Linked DNA regions of Homo sapiens: all the other regions are linked to region 5. The links are chromatin contacts, found by Hi-C or POLR2A ChIA-PET in ENCODE. All regions are on one chromosome and are shown on one strand. Each heading gives the region's core, a stretch centred on a gene start or an enhancer-like site at or near the end of the contact. The rest is flanking DNA. Distances are from core to core; before and after follow the strand shown.

Region 1 (4,876 bases), core at 431-2,930, 2.4 Mb after region 5:
CTTAAATGAGACTGCCTGCTAGTGAAAACAGAGCCCTTATTTTTATTTTTAAAAATATTTTACCTTCACACCGAAAAGAAGATTCACTAACCGGCTTAGAGATATATTGATACTAAAAATTAAGGCTTGAGCAGTAAAGCAGTAGAAATATTAAAGGTGTATGTGAAATGGCAGTCAACGAGAAATTCAAGTTTCTTTCTGGTATCTTCTTTTGAGGCTTTAGTAATATGCAAGTACCTGTCAGAGAAGGCAAGATACACAAGATGTTCTGGAGGTTTGAAGAGAGACATTAAAACGTAAATATTTACCTCTTTTTCTAGTTTTAAAACGCTGGCCTGATAGCGTTGGCTTTTGCTGCTTTTGATTATTCATAAAAGACACCCTAGGAAAGGAGAAATAAAGCCTTAATATCAGTGCCATAATACTAATTTTTAAAGCAAAACATCAAACCTTAGTCTAGTCACATATGAATCAAATGGAACACCCACTCTCAGGATATAAAGCTGGCAATTATACCCGATACAGGCACAAAGAATTACCTGCACTTGAATCAAATGTACGTCAAAATGTGCATTTCTCTCTACAAGAAACCCTTCAAATTAGTGCTGTGAACTACTTTTAAGCGACATTGTAGTGCTACAGTGATCACCCGTCATAAACCTAATTGTTCAGTTTTCTCCACATTCCTCTTTACATTCACTTACATCTTCCACGACCACTAAGCATCGCAGAACGCAAAGAGAGATTATCACCATAGTCAGCAGGCATCCAAAATGTGTATGCCAATTCTAAAACACTGTCAAAAGGTGAACCCCTTCTTCTGACAAGCCTGGTTACGGGCAGCACCATCCTACCCTAGGTCATGCCTGTGACCGCAACAGCGGCCGCCTTGCACCACTCAGGCCTGCAAAACTAACAGCCAGCCCAGCCTCCTTCGCCCATATCCCACAGTCCTAGCCTCCTCCCCGGTAACGTGTCTCCCAATCCACACCCTTCCCATGCCTCCCGCCCGAGCCACAGATCACCCGCTTCCCGCCCAGGACCCCATCGGCCACAGCGGGGCGCCGTAGGGTCCCGCGGCTCTTTCTCCACTGACCCTGTCGCCTGCGGTGGCGGCCGCCGCAACGAGCGGACCACAGTCACTGAGGCGCTTTGCGCCGGGGCCCCAGGCGCCCCGTACATCCGCCCGCCCTCCAGCGAAAGCAGCGGCGGAGGCGGCGGCCGCAGCGGTGGTGGGTGGCAGCCCCTCCGCCCCGCCCGCCGGAAGCCCCCACGCGTACATCACACAACAGAGGCCGCGGCGGCTTTGTTAGCCAGGCCGGGCACGGCCCAGAGGGAGCCCGCCTCGGCCACTGCCTTCGCAGCCAGCGCCGCGGCGCACACCCGGACCCCACCTCCCCACCCGGGCCGCCGCTACCCCTCGGCCTCCCTGCCGAAGCGGCGGCCTTTCAGGCCCTAGATCCGGCCCGGCCTCAAGAGGCGACCTCCGTTCGGGCCCATCCAAGCCGGGCCGCATCCAGCCCGCCGCCTCCCTCTCCCTCTGCCCGGCGTCCACGACCCGCAGCGTCCGCCCGGGGTGAGCGGGGCGCCGCGTCTCACCGAATTTAAGGCGAAGAGGAAAGAGCCAGAAATCCCCGATGTACCGGCAACTGCGGCGGTGTCTCCTCTGCGACCGGAACTAACGCCAGGAGGAGGGAGAGGTGCCACCCCCGCCCGGACCGCTCTCCTATCGCGAGATTTCTTCCCCTTGCCCCGCCCTGATCGTGGACAGGCGCTTCCGCCTTTTCTATTGCGCGCGGATTAGGGTGAGGGACTGGGATAGGGGAGGGGAGAGACGTTTCCAGTCTTCTTTATTCCCTTACTGGGTTCCACGTCGCCTGGACACTTGTCCTAGACTAGCTTATTTTTCTTCCCCCGCTGCGTCGTCCGCCCTCTTCACACATGGAGGGGTTGGAAGAGCGGAGCCGGCCCCCGCCGGTCTCGAAGTTGGACGCGTCCTCCTGGAGTCCCTCGCCGCCGGCCCCCTCCTCCAGCACCGGAAGTCGAAGCCCGAGGGCGGGGGGCCCTCGGGTCGTGCGGGGGCGGAGGCTGGGGGCGGGCATGGGGGCGTGGTTTGGGGAAGGAATCCGCACCTCGCCTCCGCCCTGGCCGGGATGGGCGGAGTTCGCTCCAGCTGAGTCCCCTGCCTGGCGACTTTTCTCTGAGGGGCTGTCTCATTGTTCACTACCTCCCTTAAGAGCGAAGAGGACACAGGCCGAAGATTGAGAAGGGGAAATTCTGTCCTCCAACCGCGGTCCCTGCGCGCTGCAGCGGTTGTCTCCCGAGTGTGGTGGCTATGGGGACTTGGAGAGCATCAGAATCCCTTGGAGGACTTGTTATAACAGACTGCTGGGCCCCACCCGTAGTTTCTCATTCTGTAGGCCTGGTGTGGAACCCATGAATGTGCATTTCCAACAAGTTATCTGTGATGCTGCTGCTGGTCCGCACCTTGAGAACCCCTCAGTTAGAGGCTATATCATCAGGGAGCTGGGGTACGATCAGATTAGATAGTGCGTGTGAAAAGCACTGTGGACGTGACAAAACTCTGTGCAGATAAAGATGCACAGCGCCTCTAGGATGTAGCCCCATGTTTTTATTCACTGTACAGTAGTTTACTTCTCTCCAGTTGCTTCCTCACTCTCTGGTAGGAGGAGAGTGGCTTCTCTTCCCTAAACCTTTTGATAAAATAGTTTGTTGACTTCTTTTCCCTAATTAACTATCTGACCTCTACCCCACCCCCCCGCAACTTCATGGAAAAATGACTTTCTCAGCGTTCGTTCCTGAAATTATTGCCAAACCCAGTGTTTTATTCTTCACCCTGTTTGCCTCCTCTGAGCATTGAATGTTACCTACCTCTCTCCTTGAATCCTGGCTCCAGCTATCCTGGTTACGTTCTGAATGTGCCTTTGCACGGTATTTTCTGACTCTTCTTTTCTGTACTGATACCTTTTCTTTCTGGATACTTTCTTCTATGGCAGTCTCATACATTCTCAAGGATTTAACATTTACTCCACTTAAAAGAGTTCCAAGATCATCTACTGAATCATTAAGCAAATATTTGTTAAATCCAGGCTCTATGCCCTTCCAAGTTGAGGCAACAGCAGTGGGAAGGAGGCAGGAAACAAACTGCATCTGTTGGAGGAACTGCAAGAAGCTAGTGTGATTGGGAGGGCTGTGGGGAGCAGAGGGAAGTGGCTGGAGTCTGATCTCTAAGTGTCTAGCCCCTTCCTTTCTCCCAAGGCCCCAGTCCACACTATCTGGCATCTTCACTTCATGGCTAATTTAACACTGTCAGTGCTGTCAATTGCTCTTCCCCCAGAACTGTATTTTTCACATCTGAAGTTCTGTTAAAGGACAACGTTTCACAAATAAAAATGATAACTAATATGTCCCTATATGTATCAGGCCCTCTTCTATGCACTTTATGTAGTAACCCCATTTCATCCTGAAAACTACCCTGTAATCTAGACACTATTATTAGTCCCATTTTACAGATGGAAAAGCCGAGGCATCGAGGTCAGGTAACTTGTCTAAGATCATAGCGCTAGTAAGTGGAAGAGGTCCAGTTGAACCCAAGCAGTCTGGCTTCACCATTATAATGCACCGCCTTACCACCAAGATCTTATTTATTCATTCAACAAATATTTATTCAGCTAGAGACCAGTAGAGATAGTGACATGTTACGCCTATGGCCTCACAAAGCTTATCTTCTATTTTTGCCACGTTTTAAAATTGTATCATCTTTCCCCAGTACCATCTTGATTTAGGCATCTATTACCCCTAACTAAATGGGACTTTTGCAATAACTTCCTAACTGTACTATCCCCTTTCTCAACATTTCCAGAGCAATCTTCTCAACTGCAAGCTGAATCATTTCTCTTCACTGTTTAAATGCCTCTGTTTATACTCAGGGATAGCTCTGACCAATGTTTTTCACCTTTACTTCCCATCACATTTGTGGTTCTTAACCTGTTATTACCATCATTGTGGGGTATGTAGCAAATGATTTTTGACTAAAAATGATATTAAAGTAAGCAGATTATTTTCTTTAAAATGTAAAGTGGATTAAAGGTTTTCCTGAACTCCTGGCCTCAAATAATCCTCCCACCTTGGCCTCCTGAAGTGTTGGGATTACAGACCACACCTTGCCACTTATCTTTTCTCTGCTTTTGGGTGCACCCATGGGAATAGGCACCGTGCAGCTAGCAGGGGAAACGTTGTTTGTGAATTGTATTATGGTAGGAAAAGGTTCCAAACAATTGAACTCTATGCTTTGGTCAGACAGGACACATCTTGTCTTGACCTTTCTTGAGATGTCCTTCCCTCATTTTCCACTGTCAAAATCCCACTATTGTTTCAAGCCTTATCTCAACTACTGCTTTTTTCCCATAAGCCTTTCTTAGTCATGGATGTGAACACATTCCTTCTTTGTAATTGGGCTACAGGCATGAGCCACTGAGTCTGCTAATTTTTTTTTTTTTTTTTTGGTGATGATGGGGTTTTGCTTTGTGGCCCAGGCTGGTCTCAAACTCCTGGCCTTAGGTGAGCCTCCCGCCTCAGCCTCCCAAAGTGCTGAGATTATAGGTGTGAATCATCACGCCTAGCCTTGCCCAGTTTTATGGTTGTTTTGGGAAAAAGGATATGCTGATTTCTTCACTCTGCCATTGCTGTGAATCCCCCTTAGTACTTTTGGATTTAAAAATTTTGAACTACTTAAAAAGAAAGGTGCTAAGTGCAACATGTGAATGTGCTACTGCTTTTAACTTCATTGATGGGAATGGATACCTAAGTGTTTCTTTTTTAAAAGCAAGTGACAATAGGTTTTTATTCCTAACAA
Region 2 (4,387 bases), core at 624-3,123, 2.2 Mb after region 5:
GCCTGCCTCGGCCACCCAAAGTGTTGGGATTACAGGCGTGAGCCACCGTGCCCAGCCTAAGAAATATGTTTTTAAAAGAACCTTTATAGCCACATTGTTTATTCTCTCTCCCAACTGTAAACAACCCAAATGTCCAATAACAATAGAAGGGATTATGGTATAGTCACACTGTAGAATATTATACAACAAAAAACTACATGCAAAAGTGTGATTGAATCTCCACAAATATGGATAATGAGCAAGGGGTGAGTCAGAAAAAAATACACATGCACTCTGAACCCATTTATATAGATTGAAATGCCTAACAATTCATTTTTTAGGAATTCATCATAGACGGAAAAATTAAAGTAAAACAAGTGAGTGCTTAGCACAAGTCAGGATAATGGTTACCTCTTGGTGGAGGAGATGGAATCACAGAAACATACTGGGAGATTCTAAGGCAGTGTTTTTCAACCAATTTTTAACTATTGTCCCTGTAAGGAACCTTTCTAGACATTTTATTCCTAATCACACCCCCCGCCATGAAAATTTAACACTACATATATACTGTATAACTGTTTATATACTGTGGCCCTTTGGAGGGACACAAATCATTGTAGTAACTAAGATTCCGACCCCGGCCCCACCAATTTTCAACCCCTTGAAATGTAAAATCACCCCTGTTAAGACTGCATGTTCTAAGTTATTGGCAATGCTTTATTTTCTAATCTAAGAGGTGGATACAGGAGTGTCTGCTTCTGTTAGTTATAATTTTTTAAAATGTATGTTTTATACACCCTTCTGTATATATACTTGACAATAAAAAATAAAAATAGAAAAATTGACTTAAATTGTGCTGAGGACTGAAAAATGGTGGTTATTTCCGTTTCAGAGCAGCTCAAATAATAACAGTAAGGAAATTAGTTAAATAAAGAAAAAACATGCAACCAAAAATTTTAAAAGCTATCTATGTCTGAAGTGAATCTAAAAGTCTCATGAAGATCAACCTCCACTAAAGGAAGCTGGCTCTAAGAAAATGTGCTGGTATCCTTTCCCTAAGAAAGAAATAAGAAGATAATGCTACTTCCACTACATGCAATTTTAGTTTACCGAAGACTATCAAGTATATATCTTAACTTCCTCGTATTAAAAACTGTGATTATATGAATATTAGAACATAAAAAACAAATGAACTGTTATTACTTTTAGTGATGCTGTTCTTCTGCCTTTGCGATCCAAAGGCAAACAAAGACAATTTTGCGTGTGGCAGAAGCGGGAACAAGCACCTGGATTTAACAACTACAGTAATGATCACTGAATCCTCCAACCACCTCTTCCTACCCCAACTCTAAACTAGGACTTCATTAGTTCTCGCCTGCTAGTTCTTTGATCTCCCTCCCAGCCTCCCATCCTTCTCCATTTAGTCTCTCCTTTTCTGCACTCCCCAGAATAGAGTCTAGCTCTTAATCCTAATCAACGGGCCTCCCACCAACTCCCTAATTTACCTGACAGCAATCTGACCTCTCAGGACACTCAACTCTGCAACCGGAGCCAACCGGAAACGGAGGTTGTCACCTCGAGTTTCTCACGGCAGGAAAGCGGAGAAGCCGCTTAACGTTCCGATACTGGGTTAGAGATTCCTGAATCAGGTAGAGACTACATGAGGGACGCTGGAAGTCGATTATTTTCCCAGTATATGTGCATCCTCAATCTGACTGAGGTAACAGATACTGTAGAAAAGAGAAGGGCGGGGAAGATAATATGTTGTCCTTGCTTGGGGACGGAATCCTTAGACACCGCACACAGGGCGGGGCTGCCGGCATACTGCAGCCAATAAGGGAGGCTGTTGTTGAGAGCGTGTTCTCACCCAATGAGAGGGTTGGTTGTTGCGCTGCAGTTGGCAGGCTGCTGCGGGAGGCGGCGGCGGTAGGAAGCCGGAGACAGCAGGGTGACAGGTAGGCGGCGGTGCTGTCTTTGGGGGAGGCAAAGTGCTAGATGAAGAGGGGTTTTCTTCTCCTTCGGCCGCGGAAACTACAGACGGGAGCTGGCGAGGGTGGTCTGGAAAGGCGGTAGCCGGTGTGTTGGTGGTCCCGGAACCTCTCGTAAACCAGGTAGCATCTTGGGAGGGTCGTGAGGAGGAGAAGGCGGCAGCCGAGGCGGGTGGAAGCCGAGCCTTGTGGGGCGACGTGGGGGCCCACCTAGGGCGTGGGGGCTGCGGTGGCGCCAGCAGAGAGGGAGGAGAGGCGGGAGCAAGGCGGTGTCGTGAGGGCTGAAGGGATTCTTTGCACAAAGCCCCAGGCGAGAAAAGGACACGGCATTGAAGACAGTTAAGAGAAATCCCAGTGATTGCTTCTTAGGGCCATTTCCTGGGGGTGGTGAGGGGGAGCGGAGAAGAAAAATATTTACTGGCGGTCAGATTCTGAACACTCATTATTGCTGTACATTATGTAATCTTTGGCTGTTATTTACCCAAACAACTAGGTTGTCCCTCCTGGGAGAGGAGGTCTTGCAACCTATTAATGTGTTAGAACACTTTTTTCATTGGCTTGAGTGCCATTTACATTGGCAGGTTCTCTAGGCGAAGGGTGGTAGCATGGAGGATAGAGTAGTCACGAAGAGCTTATCCCAATTATGGACTTGACAGATACTAGTTTGCGATGAATGTGGCCAGGTTCATGTTTTGTAGTTCGTGAATTTATTTGAGGGTCAAGGCTGACAACATTTTTTAAAGATCTTCAGAAAAGTGGGGAATCCTTTAAAAATGTACAGTAGGAGCTCAGTGTAAGTTGGAAAATGACTAGAAAATTAGTTGGTAGATCCCTTCCTCCCCCCAGGATATTGTGGAAGTTAGGGACTGTGCAAATAAGGTGGTGGTCTGAATATGGGGAAAAAAATAAACTTTTTTTTTTTTTGAGACGGAGTTTCGCTGTTGTTGCCCAGGCTGGAGTGCAATGGCGCGATCTCGGCTCACAGCAACCTTCGCCTCCCGGGTTCAAGCCATTCTCCTGCCCCAGCCTCCGGAGTAGCTGGGATTACAGGCATGCGCCACCACGCCCGACTAATTTTGTATTTTTAGTAGATACGGGGTTTCTCCATGTTGGTCAGGCTGGTCTCGAACTCCGGACGTCAGATGATCCGCCCGCCTCGGCCTCCCAAAGTGCTGGGATTACAGGCGTGAGCCACCGTGCCCGGCAGAAAAAAGTCAACTTTTAAGTAGTTTGTTCTGTAAGCAAGTCTGAGAAGCTACTTATGAATTATTTATTAGGTTTAAAAAGTGGACTCTGAACCTCTCGGACAGAGGCAAAATATATTTATAGATATAATTAACTAAATTATCTTATTTAAAAAAATTTTATAATTCATTGTTTCCACAATAAAATGTAGAATTAAAATAGGAATTCTATTCAGTATGTGTTATGGAAGGGCAAACGACATAAAAACTTGATTTTGTAGGTCATTGAAAAACAATTTTGAGAGCAGCACTGGAAAATGATTTTAAAAGAAGTGTTATAAATTTCTAAAATGTAAGGTGTTTGAAATATTGCCTTTAGCTTAGGAGATAAGGTCTAATGTAGTGTCAGCAACTCTACAATTTTCCTAAATTTATTTCGGTACTGCATGTCAGAAAAACTTTATAAGATGTGATTTTTTTCTATTAATGGTAATTTATATTCCTATATATGAACCTAAATCAAAATTTCATTTTTTCTCAAAAATTTAATTGGGAAAGAGGTGCATCATTAAAGTTGTTTGTTCCCAGATGTTCTCAGTACTGAGACATTTGTCAGTGCTTTAGATAAAAATTTTTATTGATGTTTGGTGTTTTGTTCTTTGTCTTTTCTCCTTTTCCAAGAATAATGCAATCTCAGTCACAAAGAAAATTTCTGGTTCTATTTTAGGTGGAATTCTGTAGTGTTTTGAGTACCAGTTAAATCTTTGCTTTTATGCGTGTGTGTGTGTGTGTTGCTTTTATGCGTGTGTGTGTGTGTGTGTGTGTGTGTGTGTGTGTGTGTGTGTGTGTTTCTTCTTATGTAACCAGCCTACTAGAGCTGTCTTAGAGAACTAATGGCTGATTTTGAATGGCCAGTAGGTGTCATTGTAGAATGCAGTAAGTTGAGTATCGAGTAGGAAATTACCAAGTAGCTAAAGAAACACTAGTCCAAATTAGCATATAGTGTGGTTAGATGATCGTTTATACGTTATAGAAGTTCTCTCTGATGAAACATTTCAGTATTGGAGCTGTTTATAAGGAATTTGAAACAATGATTGTAAAGGAGTTTAATTGTTTGCCCTAAAATAGACCTTGAAAGTGTGTTTTTTAGCCCGGCCCTTTAACTGTCTTGACATGCAATTCAGATTTAAGTTTGATTATTTGCAATACAGTTTTGGCATCTTGTAGTAGTTTATT
Region 3 (4,340 bases), core at 980-3,479, 2.3 Mb after region 5:
GGGGAGTTTACTGACATCATAGAAATATAAAAAAACAGCCAGGTGCAGTGGCTCACACCTGTAATCCCAACACTTTTGGAGGCCGAGATGAGTGGATCACTTGAGCTCTGGAGTTGGAGACCAGCCAGAGCAATATGGTGAAACCCCCACTCTACAAAAAATACAAAAATTAGCCGGGTATGGTGGTGTGCGCCTGCAGTCACAGCTACTCAGGAAGCTGAGGTGGGAGGTTTGGTTGAGAGCAGATAGTCGAGGCTGCAGTGAACAGTAATGTTGCCACTGCACTCCAGCCTGGGCGGCAGAGGGAGACTGCATCTCAAAAAAAAAAAATTATATATATAAAAAACACACATAAGTTGAACATATCTATTCAACATTCCTAGATCTTCATCTTTTTTTCAAATTTCTTTTCTTTTTTAAGAAATGGGGTCTCGATGTGTTGCCCAGGCTGGAGTGCAGTGGCTATTCACAAGTGAGATCACTGCTCACTGCATCCTGGAACTCTGGGATGCAAACAATCTTCCTTTTCTCAGCCTCACAAGTAGCTGGGATTACAGGTGTGTGTGCTGGGCTAGTCATCTTCACATTTTTAAACACTCTTCAAACACATCATTGTTAACTGTTGAGCTATGTTCTCTTTATCTTCTGTCTCTAGTCACTCCCCAAATTCTTATTTATAATGCACAAAAAATTGCCTTTCTCTTCCATTTTCTTAACTCCACCTAGCCAAAATGGAATAATGAGGTATCAAGGCTATGATCATTTCTTTCTCAACTGGATTTCCTAAACAGCTCCCAAATCTTGTGACTCTATATCTTCCCTCCCAATCCTACCTCCTTTATCCAAAGATCTTTCAATACAAATCTGACCAGTGCCCTAAGGGCCAACTAAGCCCTTCATAATAACAGACCCAATGCTTGGCATTTTACACAGCTGTTACACGGATTTGGACCTTCTACCTGGAAAATTTTACCCCTCTTGGCCTGTTTTAAATCTATTCAACACAGGGGTTTCAGTTTAAACATCTCTTCCTCCTAGAAAATTGTTCCTGACTCCTTCTGGGCTTTTAATTAGCTACTCCTACCATGTGCTCCAATGCACTTCCCATATCATGGTATTTTTCTCAATATTGTCCGTTCAATATCTTCACGTGCTAGGTAACTACAGTGAATGCAGAGATCGTAGTTGTCTCGCTCGATAATGAATACTTATCTTCTGTTCGCAGAGTACTCTGTAGTTTTGTTTTGAGTAAGTGAATCCAAATGAAACAATACCCTGTTCTTAATACTGTATGGATCCCATCCAGGTTCATTCCTTTTCTTCCTCATTTTCTCTGTCTTGTCTTTTTTATATTTTGGATAGTTGAAGTCAATCATTTTCTCTGTCTATTCATTCTATTTCCCCAGCCTCTTCATCCCACTAGCCGTCCGATCCCATCTCCATATTCAGTGCTTCTCCTAACGTCTCTTCTTCTCCCTACCCCAAACCCTGGAGATGTACAAGATCCTACCTTTCACGCCAAATGAAGAAAATCTTTAAAAAAGAAATGCGAATCAATTTCCATTACCTTTTTCTTCAAAAGGTAGCTGGGAAACCAATGAACACTTTTTTTTTTTTTTTTTTTTTTTTTTGAGACGGAGTTTCGCTCTTGTTGCCCAGGCTGGAATGCAATGGCTCGATCTCGGCTCACTGCAACGTCCGCCTCCCGGGTTCAAGCGTTTCTCCTGCCTCAGCCTCCCGAGTAGCTAGTATTACAGGCATGCGCCACCACGCCCGGCTAATTTTGTATTTTTAGGAGAGACGGGGTTTCTCCATGTCGGTCAGACTGGTCTCGAGCTCCCGACCTCAGGTGATTCGCCCGCCTCGGCCTCCCAAGGTGCTGGGATTAGAGGCGTGAGACACTGCGCCCGACCCCAAAGAACACTTTTTAAAGATTGCTACAAGACAAACAGCTACCACTCAGCCAGCTACTGTGCAAACTTCCTCAGATCCAAACAACACTTCCTTTTCCCTTCCCCGGAAACGGAAAGAAGAAAGGAAAGGTAAGGCCCACAACTCAGGGCCCAAGAATCCGTTTTCCTCAGGTTTCCTGATGGGCGGGGCCGAATGGCCGGCGCCGACTGGACGGCAGAGCCGTCGCTCTTGGCCGACTCCTCTTCCTATTGGCTTCCTCGGGCACCGCCCCCTGAACAGGGCGGGAGATTCGGTGTGCCGCACGCAGGCTTCCCATCCCCCAGCTGGCCTCCGGTGCTCCTTACCTCCCCGGTGGTCGGGCGCGAATTACTGGAAATTGGCTTTTCCCGTTGGGGCCGAAGGTACCTTCCCTGCGGCGGCGACTCAGCGGGGTGTCGTTCGGCCGGCGTGACGCAGCCGGATCGGCGCCAGACGGAAACCTAGCGGTGAGTAGTGGGGTGTCGGGGCAGCCTGCCTCCCTTTTCTGCTTAGCTCGCGGCGTGTGAGGTGCGTCCAGGTGCACCCAGCCCCGCGTCGGAGCTTGGCCCCTAGCGTCCCAAGTCGCGCATCTCAGGACTTTCCCTCGGCACTTGGGGCATGGTCTTTGCGCCTCGCTGCCCCCCGCAGGCTGCCCGGGGGCTCGAGAACCCTTACTGGTGGAGCGCAGCCAACTGGCCAGAGGCTGGAGGCGCAGGCCAAAGTCCTTTAAGACTTGAGGTGAGAGGCTCACTCTGGGAGGACCTTTCGTTAGTCTGCCCCGCAGTTATAGGCCTTTTGTGCAAGGGACGCCTGATACTAACCTACCTGATTCCCAGCTTACGAAGCCCTCTGGTTGGAAAAGGAGAACTGTGAAGATGTGTAACGACAGTGGTAAAGTGCCCTGTGAGGTATGAAGAGGAAGAGATCGCGTCCCAGAACCACTGTAGCTAGAACCTTTGATGTCATCCCAGCCTGGAGGCACCAATGTGTCCTGCCAGCTAACTGATCGGTCACCTTGGAGCCATGCTTGGCTGTAAAATGTTGATAAGCCAGGCTCTTTTGGTAGAGCTTTTTAATTAAAAAGATGTTGAGACGTTACTTTTCATTTTACAATTGAAATCCTAATAGAATCATTACACTTTCCCGCAGTTAAATTGCAATCTGAAGAAAAATAGCACGGCCCTACACCGTTATATAAGGGCACTGCACGTTAAACGGACATCATCACTTATTGAGCAGTTTTTCTGTTAGATGTTGAATGAGTTAGAGATGTACAAGAGATCTGCATGGTTAAGTTGAAGTTTAAAGTAAAAATATCTCAGTGCACTGCAGTAAGGAGCTAAAAAAGAAAAAGGTTAAAGTAAAAATACCGATAATTGGGAGCATTCAGTGATGCTCTTTTATATATCAGGCACATCATTTCATTTAATCGTCAGGACTTTGGACAAAGTCACACAGTTATAAAGTATGGAGTGGAGATTGGAACTCAGGTTTCTCCAATATTAAAATTGGTGTTTAACCACTAATCTATCCAACCTTCTTTTTCAAAGGATTATGTTTTTAAAAATTACAGCAAATCTTTTATTTGTTTTCAAAGGAGAGTGTGTTGCTACCACTTGGTGCAATGCTAACACTTGGTGCTGCAGAATTGCCTTGAAGTAACTCCTTGAAAGGGGTTGGCCTATAAGCACCAAGGCAGTGCCTTGAGGGGTCATAATGGTCACTAAATATTGCATTTTATTGTGTGATTGTTAGGTTTTTTTGTTCGTTTGTTTTTCAGGAACTGTTGGAAAGCAAAGAAGGAAACGTTTCTCATGAGGTCTTTGTAGACATTTTCTTTAATTTGGTGATTTTGTACTATTTAATAAGATGCTCCAAAATTAGAAAAGGAAATGTTTGTATAAATGCACTTGGCTACAAACAAGTCTCAGGCTGCCTCTCTCCAGGCAATTCTTGTGTAGAATACCATAGGGAAATTGCCTAGGACAATACTCAGTTGCCTAGAATATTTGTTTTTAAATTTTCCTAGAAAATCTTGTCCCCACATCCCCAAGAACAACTAAACTTTTGCCAATAAGAATTACGTAACCGACCTTTACTTGCTTTTTGCTTTGATTGCCAGGAAGCTCAGAGCCAAAAATTCATTGTGTGATTTTATTTTCTGCTTTCCTTTATATTTTTTCTGATGCAGACTCCCTATTAGCATTTATAAATTATAATTTGTTTTATTGCATTTGCTCATTGTCACTGCTTCAAATCCTTTGTAGTACACAGCAGTGTATAATTAAGTAAAATAATGTAGATTATGCTGACTCTGGCCATGCTCTTTGAAGTATGCTTGATAGAACTAGTGATGTTTCACCCAATGAACTGGAAAGTTAGAGAAACTTTCCAGTTTGGACATTCTA
Region 4 (4,534 bases), core at 525-3,024, 2.1 Mb after region 5:
ATTAAAAATACAAAACTAGCCGGGCATGGTGGTGCATGCCTGTAATCTCAGCTACTTGAGAGGCTGAGGCACGAGAATCGCTTGAACCCGACAGGCGGAGGTTGCGGTGAGCAGAGATAGTGCCATTGCATTCCAGCCTGGGCAACAAGAGTGAAATGCTGTCTCAAAAAAAAAAAAAAAAAAAAAAGATCTTGGAGCTCCAGCCAGGTTTTTTGTTCAACGAAACTTTTGTAAGGTTATTTAGGGGAATCACCAAACCGAAAAGTGCCAAAAACTCCGTTCCTCTTATCGGAAATCTCTCTCTAAAGCAGGTCAAACCTTCCAGAGCCCGCTGTCTGTTGTAGATTATCGCAGTTTGTTGATGTCCAAAAAGCTTTACTTATGCTATACGCTATCCCCCTACTGGTTTCACCCCTCATTGCTTAAGAACAAATTTCAAATGTCAACCAATTAAAATATTCGCAAGACCTCTGGCGTCCTTGAATTTACTTCCTGCCCGTGGAGCCAAAAACTGATTCTGAATTTCAGTGGCCTTTGTTCTACTGCGTGCCACTGTTAATATTAAAAGAACATGGCCTTCTGTCCAAATCCAGACACCCTCAAGCAAGAACATCTTGAAGCCAGTTTACATTTCCCAGTCGTTTTGAGGCGGTGGAAAAGTGGCAGAAACAGGTTCATTTTAAAAGGCTCTAAAAACTTTTCATTAGCCAAGCATTCCCAGCTTTCCCAAGGCAAGCTTTCCTTGCACTTGGGCAAAATAGACATTAAACTGCTCTGGAAAATAACCGCCCTGACCAGGCTATTGTGAAATTCCCTCCAGGGCGGCGGCTCCCACTGAGTGAGATCGAGCGCATACACAATTGTTGGGAAAGTCCACGTTCCCAACAACTTTCGAAAGGAAAAATGCCAGATCTTCTCAACAGTTCACCCCAAGAATTGAACTCTCAAGATCATTTTAAGCAAAGTTTACACGACGCTGAGGGCCCGCCACTGAAGCTCGCGGGTGGGCCTCTGGGGCTGCGGCTGCAGGGGGCGGCCAGAGTTGGCCAAGGGTTACTTCCGGTCTCTCAGGTCCATCGGGGTGCAGCTTGTACCGCTGTGGCCCAGGTCGCCCCTTTCTGGGAATCCGGGGCGGAGTTGCGGGTAGAAGGGGTTCGGGGGTTCGGAGCCGGGCGGAAACGGAAGCGGGGGCATTCCGCAAAGCCCGCGGTAAACAACCGAGATAAGGAACCTACAAAACTGAGTCAGGTTCCAGAAGCGCCCCCGCCATCCCCTGGCCACTGCCGGCCACCTGCAGTTTCCCGGAGCGCAGGGCTGTGAGGAGCGGCGCGGGGTGGGACGCGGGGCGCGGCGGCGCAGGGCCTGCTGCAATGCTGACTCAGGGCCGGGCGTCGGGGCTTGGGGTCTGGGACAGCTCCGGCGCCGCCAGCGCGGGGGTCGAGCGCGGGGCACGTACCGTCCTGTCGCGGCCGGACTCTCCTGCCGCTGCCACCTCAGCCTTCGCTCCCCTAGACGCCGGGAAGGCGCACCCAAGATGGAGGCAAAGAAACCGAAAGCCTGGAAGCGGACTTGGTGCTGGGCGATCGCTGTTCGCGGCGCTTCTCTCCTACACCTCCTCCCGTGGTCCTTGTTGTCTCAGCTGTCACTGGACAAAAGTCCAATAGCCGGCACTCACTGTGTGAGGCCGAGTCCCCACCCCTAGCTCCGGGAGTCCCTTTTAGTTGAGACTCGTCGGTGAGGCTGCAAGCTCGCTGTTTCCTGCTATGGCTTGTGTGACTGAGTATGCAGTAACCGGGGGTGGATGTCGACACAAGTTCCACGCGTTAGGAGTAAACACTGCGAGTGTTTTTTTTTTTCTTTCTTTCTTTCCTTCTTTTTTGAGACAGAGTCTCGCTCTGTGGCCCAGGCTGGAGTGCAGTGGCGCAATTTCAGCTCACTGCAACCTCCGCCTTCCTAGTTCAAGCGATTCTCTTGCCTCAGCCTCCCGAGTAGCTGGGACTACAGGCACGCGCCAGCACGCCCGCCTAATTTTTGTGTTTAGTAGAGACGGGGTTTCACTGTTGGCCAGAATGGTCTCGAACTCTTGACCTCGTGATCCGCCCGCCTCGGCCTCCCAAAGTGCTGGGATTACAGGCGTGAGCCACCACGCCCGGCGCGAGTGTTTACAATTGTTGTCTGGGAGTCATAGCAAACGTGAACACACTTTGTGGTTTTTTGTGTGTATGTTTTTGTTTGTTTTTTTTTGTTTTCCTTCTTGAGACAGGGTCTCGCGCTGTCGCCCAGGCTAGAAGGCAGTGGCGCCATCACAGCTCACTGCAGCCTGGATTTCCCGCTCTCAAACCATCCAGCCCTCAGCCTCCCAAGTAGCGGGGACCACAGGTGCAAGCCACCATGCCCGACTAATTTTTTTTTTTTTTTGTATTTTTAGTAGAGATGGGGTTTCACCATGTTGGCAAGGCTGGTCTCCAACTGCTGGCCTCAAGTGATCCTTGCCCGCCTCGGCCTCCCAAAGTGCTGGGATCACAGGCGTGAGCCACCGCGCCCCTCTACGTTTTTATTTATTCCTAATAACTACTTTATTGTGATTCTTAAAGAGCTTTAACTTTTCTTGAGATAATTTTAAACTCACAGGAAAGGTGAAGAATAATACCAAGAGAGACTAACAGCAGGACGGCATGAAGAGCTCGGGATTCACCCCTAGTGAAACTGAAAATTATTTAAAACAACAAACAACCATTAACCATTTAAAGCCTTTGAAATGGTCCTAAGGGCAAACAGCAAATGAAGAAACATCTGTTCCAAAAAATCTATGAAAACTCTTGGATCAGAATGTGAGAGTCAGTCTGTGGTATTTAAACCAAACCTCTCCCTTTGTTCAGCAAGAGACTCCACTCCAGACTGCTGCAACTCAGAACCTCTCTCTTCCCACAGCTCCCAGTCAGAGACCAGCATATCAGCATTTCTCATCTTGCCCCTAGCTACCTGATGCTGAAGGTAAATCCTGGGGGAGTGTGGTGGAGAGGTGGGAGATTCCTTCTTCCATCCAGAGGCTCTACCTTGGGTGGAGTGCTGAGACACCAGAGGAGACTTCAGCTCTTTTTCTCCATCACTTTCACCCCATATTCACCCCCAACCTTTTTTTTTAATCTCTCCATCTTCCCAAGATAGTTATATTCTGTTTGATTAATCTTCAGTATATATGCTATTATAATCATGTAAACGGTAGTCACAGCCAAGTTATGTACCAAACTATGATTACTTTTCCTTTCCCACACAACTTTTAGTTTTTTCTGGAGTTAATAATTGTCTTGTTTTGTTGGTTTTTCCATGTAATTCTATCCTAAACTCTGTCAGTTATCCAAGTTTGGTTTTTTGTTTGTTTTTGAGACAGGGTCTCACTCCAGGCTGGAGTGCAGTGACCCGATCACAGCTCACTGCAGCCTTAACCTCCCAGGTTCAAGTGATCCTTCTGCCTCAGCCTCCTGAGTAGCTAGGACTACAGGTCCTAGCATGCCACCATGCTAGGTGTGCCACTACAGGTGCCACCATGCCCAGCTAATTCTTTAAAAAAAAATTTGTGGCCCGGCGCAATGGCTTATGCCTGTAATCCCAGCACTTTGGGAGGCTGAGGCGGGTGGATCACGAGGTCAGGAGTTCAAGACCAGCCTGGCCCAGATAGTGAAACCCCATCTCTACTAAAAATACAAAAAATTAACTGGGTGTGATGGCGGGCGCCTGTAATCCCAGCTACTCAGGAGGCTAAGGCAGAGAATTGCTTGAACCCGGGAGGCGGAGGTTGCAGTGAGCCTAGATTATGCCAGTGCACTCTAGCCTGGGAGACAGAGTAAGACTCCATCTCAAAAAAAAAAAAAAAAAAAAAAAAAAAAAAAATATATATATATATATATATATATATATATATATCTAGTAGAAGCGGGGGTCGTGGGTGGCAGGGAGTCTTGCTATGTTGCCCAGGCTGGTTTTGAACTTGCCTCAAGTGATCTTCCTGCCTAGGTCTTCCAAAGCACTGGGATTACAGGCATGACCACTGCTGCTCTTGGCCTTTCTTATCTTTTTAGTACACCAAGAAAATTTTATTACAGATCAGCACCTGTCCTTAATTTGGAAACTACTATTCAAGAACACCTAGCTTAGCACCTCCATCACCACCTCCAACCCACCCTATCCCAAGTGAAAGCCATTTCTGGTTGTCAGTAGAACCATCATAGTGGACTTACCCCAGGCCCACCTTGCATGCCCACTGATTCTTACCACTTCAACACACACCAGTATGACTTCTAACCCAGCATATCCATATGTCGTTCCCTGAGGGCTTTTTCTGGCTCACATTGGAAGCCCATGTTGTCATCCCATTTGGCAAACCAGTAGGGGCAGGCATTTAACCCCCTACCCCTGTGCCATCCTTATCCTTTGGCTTCAGCAGCCCTCAAAGAATGACTGTATACACCTATGTTGACACTCCCACCTGCAGTCCACTTTCCATTTACATCCTCTTAAAATCAGCCACCCCTTG
Region 5 (4,214 bases), core at 845-3,344:
TTCACATTTCACATCCAATCCACTGGGAAATCCCATTGGCACTATCTTCACAATTGACTAGTTCTCATTATCTGTGCCACTACTACCATGATCCAAGCTGAAATGATAATATCCTCCTAATTACTTGGCTTGCTTCCATCCTTACCTGGAGACCCATGTCAATTCATGACTTAGCAACCACAATGATTCTTTTAAAATTTATCTAATAAAATTAAATTTGAATTCTATCCAATTTCAAATGGCATTCATCTGCTGAAATCCTCCAGTGGCACACAGCAAAAGTCCATTAAAAAAGCCTTACAAGTCATTTAAAATTTGTCCTTCACTCCCATCTTTCTGACTTTCTCTCCTCTGGTATCTTCCTCATTTACTACACTCTAACCACACTGGTCCCCTTGCTTTCCAGGAACACACCAGGCGTGTCTCCCTCTGAAGGTTTGCATTTGCTGCTCCCTCGACCCAGAATGCTCTTTCTCAGAATGGCTTGCACCTTCACCTTCTTCGCGTTTCTACTCAAATGTCTCCGTATCTCCTGGCCATCCTACTTTAAAATAACAATCTACCTATCCCCAACTTTATTTCTACCCACAATCCTATGTTATTTGTTTCTATTGTCTGTTCCCCTTCTCTAGGAAATAAATTCCAAGAGTCAGGAATTTTCTGTCCGGTTTGTTTCACGGCTGGATTCCCAGCACGTGGAACCATATCTGGCACATAGCTAGTGCTAAGAATAAACAGTGTGCTTCTATGAGCTGATCAAAGAAGAGTATCATTTTAAAATCACCAAAAATTCAAGAACCACTAAAATTGTTTAGTTTCTCAGAAAATAAGATTTCAGGAAGTCCCTGATTGTGTAGTTGCAAGATTCTAGTCTAATCCATTTACCTGCTCGGAAAAGAACATTTAAGAAGGTGTATGGTCAATTCCAGCAGTTCAGCTACTTTTCAACTTTCACTGTAAAACCACCACCTTGCTTTGTAGAACAGGTGTTTTTTGTTTGTTTGTTTGTTTGTTTTGAGATAAGAGTCTGGCTCTGTCGCCAGGCTGCAGTGCAGTGGTGCGATCTTGGCTCACTGCAAGCTCCGCCTCCCAGGTTCAAGCGATTCTCCTGCCTCAGCCTCCTGAGTAGCTGGGATTACAGGCGCCCGCCACCACAGCCAGCTAATGTTTGTATTTTTAGTAGAGACGGTGTGTCACCATGTTGGCCAGGATGGTCTCGATATCCTGACCTCGTGATCCGCCCGCCTCAGCCTCCCAAAGTGTGTAGAACAGGTTTTAAAGACGGTCCTCAGTCATCAACACTTTTGTTTTCAGACCCTCCCTCTCTCGCTGACGGAGGCAAGTGGAGAGAGGAGGACCGGAGGCTCGCAGAGGCGTCAGCGGCAGAGGAAACCTCGCACCCGAACCCGCAGCGCGGCGCTCTCCCCAAAGAAGCATTTGCCTGGAGCCCCTAAGAGGAGCAAGACCTGGACCTCGAGCACTTTGGATTCCAGTCAGGATAGATCGATGGACAGATGGAAAAGAGGAATACACAAGTGCTGGGAGAATCCTCAAGAAAGGAGAAAGGAGTGGCGCGCCCAGGAGTCTCGTCCTGACACACTGGGAAATGAAATTTGGGTTTGGCGAGTTATGGCCAAAAAGCTGCCCAAAGTACTTGAGAGCCGCCTTGGAGAGTGGCGCGGGGTGCCTGGCAAGGTGAGACCGGCCTGCGGGGGCGCGGGCTTTTCCTCAGCAGCTCTACGCCCGCCTGGCCCGGCGCCTGAGGGGTAGCGACGCAGCCCACGTCGCTCTCAGAGCTTGCCGGGAGGGGCGTCACGTGACTCCGGGTGCGGTCCCCGCGCTGAAGCTCTGGAGCGAACCCGAACCCTCCTCTCAGGCCCGCCCCCTGCGGCCCGCAGCGGGCAGGTTGGCCTGGATGCCGGCGACAGAGAGACTGGGGCGGCGCCCGGGGCCCCAGAGAGCCAAGACGGCGCTCACCGGATAGAGGTAGAGCACGGCTCCCACCAACGCCAGCAAGAAGGTAACGGCGAAGATCGCGAAGTCCAACATGGTTCTGCCGCCCAGGGAGCCACGTCTCGGATCGGCCGCTCCAGCAGCAGCGCCTCAGCCTGGCCCAATTTAAGGCATAGCGTGTGGGCGGGGGCACCCCGCGGGACCCGGAAACCAACGGGCCGCTGGGGGCGTGACCGAGGCCTGCGGCCGGCGCCAGAGGAAAGAGCAATGGATCGCCGAGGAGCCGGGGCGCGGGTTCCTGAGCGCAGCAGGCCGAGGCTGAGGCCGCCTAGCGCCAGCCTCCACCGCAAGGCGGGGATTTCGGTGCACACGATTTCAGACAGAATATGCCCGCGACTTCGGACCGGGTTGCTGGCGAAAGCAGAGCCCAGCTTTCTGAGAAAAGTTAGGAGTTAGTAGTGCTCTGTCCGCCCAACAGTTTTCGCAATGGATTCAGAATTAAAACCTCTAAACCGATGATTTTCGAAGAGTGGTCCCGGTACCAGCTGCATCAACGTCGCCCGGGAGCTCGTTAGAGATTCAGATTATCGATGCCGGGCGCGGTGGCTCCACCTGTAATCCCAGCACCTTGGGAGGCTGAAGCGGGAGGATCGCTTGAGCCCAGGAGTTTGAGACCAGCGTGGGCAACATAGTGAGACCCCAGTCTCTACAAAAAAAAAAAAAAAAAAAAAAAAAAAATTAGCCTACAGTGGTGGCGCTTGCCTGTGGCCCCAGCTGCTCCGGAGGCTGAGGCTGGAGGATCACTTTAGCCGGGGAGGCAGAGGCTACAGTGAGCCGAGATGGCACGACTGCACTCCAGCCTGGGCGACAGGGCGAGACCCTGTCTCAAAAACAAAACAAAACAAAACAAAAGGAAAACAAAATAAAAAGATTCTCGATCCCAAACTAGACCTACTGAATCAAACACTCGGGGTGGGCAGGGGTAGGGGGCGCGTACAACAATCTGTTTGAACAGAGCCCTCCCGGGGACACTGTTACACACTTAAATTTGAGTGAAAACCACCACTGATCTAAGCGGGACAGGGAAGTGTCTGGGAGTAAAACAAGAGTAGATACGCCTTGTTTCGCAGAATTTCTGTCTGAAGTACTAGTAAATGTGATTCTTTGACACTTTCTGGTGAGCGGAGGCTGCACACTGTTCAGGTTTCCTTGCTCTGTTAACTCTGACTTTCGGTAAATTGCTTCAGTTTTCTAAGCTTCCATTTCCTTCTATGTAAAAAAGTGAAAATAATACCACATGGAGTTGCCTGTAGGTTAAATTACATATTTTATGAAAATCACTTAGCACAGCTCCTGGCAAAACCGAATAAGTGCTATCTACGTCAGCATTTGGCGTTTGTTGCCCTGGGCATAAAATACCCTAGGACCCCTCTTTCTATTTCGCCTGGCTCAGAAGTTTTGACGTGGCTACTGAAATACAAGACAAGGCCTGCTACTTACTAGTGCTGCTTTTAGTGAAAGTGTGCTAAAAGTATTTATAGATTTTATAGCTTTAATAATATAAAATGTCAAGAACAGGCAGCAATTTGGCAAGAGAAATTCCAGATTGCATTTTACAGCTTCTATGATAAATGACTGTTACATAAGCAGGAAACATACCTCATTGAAAATGGCAACTCTTTTGGCATCTATAGCAAATATAATGAAACATGCTGTTTAATATTTCACTTGGCAGAAATTGTATTTTTAAGTCTTTCTCTGCATATAAATGTGCTTTAAACTGTCGTATGTTCAAAGTTCATTTTTAAGTCTCTTGTTCAGAATTTTAAAGATATTTCTTGTCAAACTGATGTTCCCAATAGGTTTTCAAAACAGTAAATGTAAGAGTTTTTTGTTTGTTTGTTTTGTTTGTTTGTTTTTGAGACGTAGTCTCCCTCTGTAGCCCAGGCTAGAGTGCAGTGACGGGATCTCGGCTCACTGCAACCTCCGCCTCCCAGGTTCAAGCAATTCTCCTGCCTCACCCTCCCGAGTAGCTGGGATTACAGGCACGCGCCACCATGCCCAGCTAATTTTTGTATTTTTAGTAGAGATGGGTTTCACCATGTTGGCCAGGCTGGTCTTTAACTCCTGACCTCGTGATTCGCCCCTCTGGGCCTCCCAAAGTGCTGAGATTACAAGCGTGAACCACCCCGCCCGGCCAAACATAAGAGTTTTAACTGCATAAGGTAGCCATATAACCGTAATCTTAGGTACCGTAATCT

The links. A loop is a pair of places that touch in the nucleus more often than their neighbours do. ChIA-PET counts read pairs that join two places held with the same protein, here RNA polymerase II (POLR2A). Pooled maps may share reads with other maps.
Region 1: a loop to region 5 is called in a map of B cell, with 37 times the contacts of the local background. The contact joins the promoter of BZW1 here to the promoter of CYP20A1 in region 5. A Hi-C loop is called at or near these places in 1 of 168 maps with a recorded cell type or tissue (B cell), 1 of 37 single-sample maps with no recorded cell type and 8 of 50 pooled maps.
Region 2: a loop to region 5 is called in a pooled map, with 7 times the contacts of the local background. The contact joins the promoter of HYCC2 here to the promoter of CYP20A1 in region 5. A Hi-C loop is called at or near these places in 7 of 50 pooled maps.
Region 3: a loop to region 5 is called in a map of B cell, with 11 times the contacts of the local background. The contact joins the promoter of ORC2 here to the promoter of CYP20A1 in region 5. A Hi-C loop is called at or near these places in 1 of 168 maps with a recorded cell type or tissue (B cell) and 3 of 50 pooled maps. POLR2A ChIA-PET finds 5 or more read pairs at or near these places in 1 of 52 experiments (endothelial cell of umbilical vein).
Region 4: a loop to region 5 is called in a pooled map, with 14 times the contacts of the local background. The contact joins the promoter of CFLAR here to the promoter of CYP20A1 in region 5. A Hi-C loop is called at or near these places in 8 of 50 pooled maps.

The regions. Positions count from the first base shown.
Region 1 is chr2:200,808,714-200,813,589 of GRCh38, reverse strand. It overlaps BZW1 (basic leucine zipper and W2 domains 1), which reads right to left and starts at 1,680. Exons shown (of 12, transcript NM_001207067.2): 1 at 1,600-1,680; 2 at 309-382. The coding sequence starts at 372. It overlaps BZW1-AS1 (BZW1 antisense RNA 1), which reads left to right and starts at 1,420. Exons shown (of 4, transcript NR_110275.1): 1 at 1,420-1,805. RefSeq lists enhancers at 327-842, 843-1,358, 2,207-2,466 and silencers at 1,107-1,476, 2,007-2,156.
Region 2 is chr2:201,069,157-201,073,543 of GRCh38, reverse strand. HYCC2 (hyccin PI4KA lipid kinase complex subunit 2) reads left to right here and starts at 1,873. Exons shown (of 13, transcript NM_001321623.1): 1 at 1,873-1,934. It overlaps NDUFB3 (NADH:ubiquinone oxidoreductase subunit B3), which reads right to left and starts at 1,543. Exons shown (of 3, transcript NM_002491.3): 1 at 1,485-1,543. RefSeq lists enhancers at 1,021-1,644, 1,781-1,870, 1,891-2,160, 1,645-2,270, 2,261-2,400.
Region 3 is chr2:200,961,549-200,965,888 of GRCh38, reverse strand. ORC2 (origin recognition complex subunit 2) reads left to right here and starts at 2,229. Exons shown (of 18, transcript NM_006190.5): 1 at 2,229-2,399. LOC105373835 (a long non-coding RNA gene) reads right to left here and starts at 2,457. Exons shown (of 3, transcript NR_187976.1): 1 at 2,259-2,457. RefSeq lists a silencer at 1,820-2,218 and an enhancer at 2,927-2,996.
Region 4 is chr2:201,113,404-201,117,937 of GRCh38, reverse strand. It overlaps CFLAR (CASP8 and FADD like apoptosis regulator), which reads right to left and starts at 1,774. Exons shown (of 10, transcript NM_003879.7): 1 at 1,457-1,774. LOC105373836 (a long non-coding RNA gene) reads left to right here and starts at 1,254. Exons shown (of 3, transcript XR_923785.3): 1 at 1,254-2,994. RefSeq lists a silencer at 1,289-1,498 and an enhancer at 1,529-1,788.
Region 5 is chr2:203,236,898-203,241,111 of GRCh38, reverse strand. CYP20A1 (cytochrome P450 family 20 subfamily A member 1) reads right to left here and starts at 2,094. Exons shown (of 13, transcript NM_177538.3): 1 at 1,978-2,094. The coding sequence starts at 2,049. RefSeq lists enhancers at 1,374-1,663, 1,487-2,058, 2,344-2,393 and a silencer at 2,064-2,273.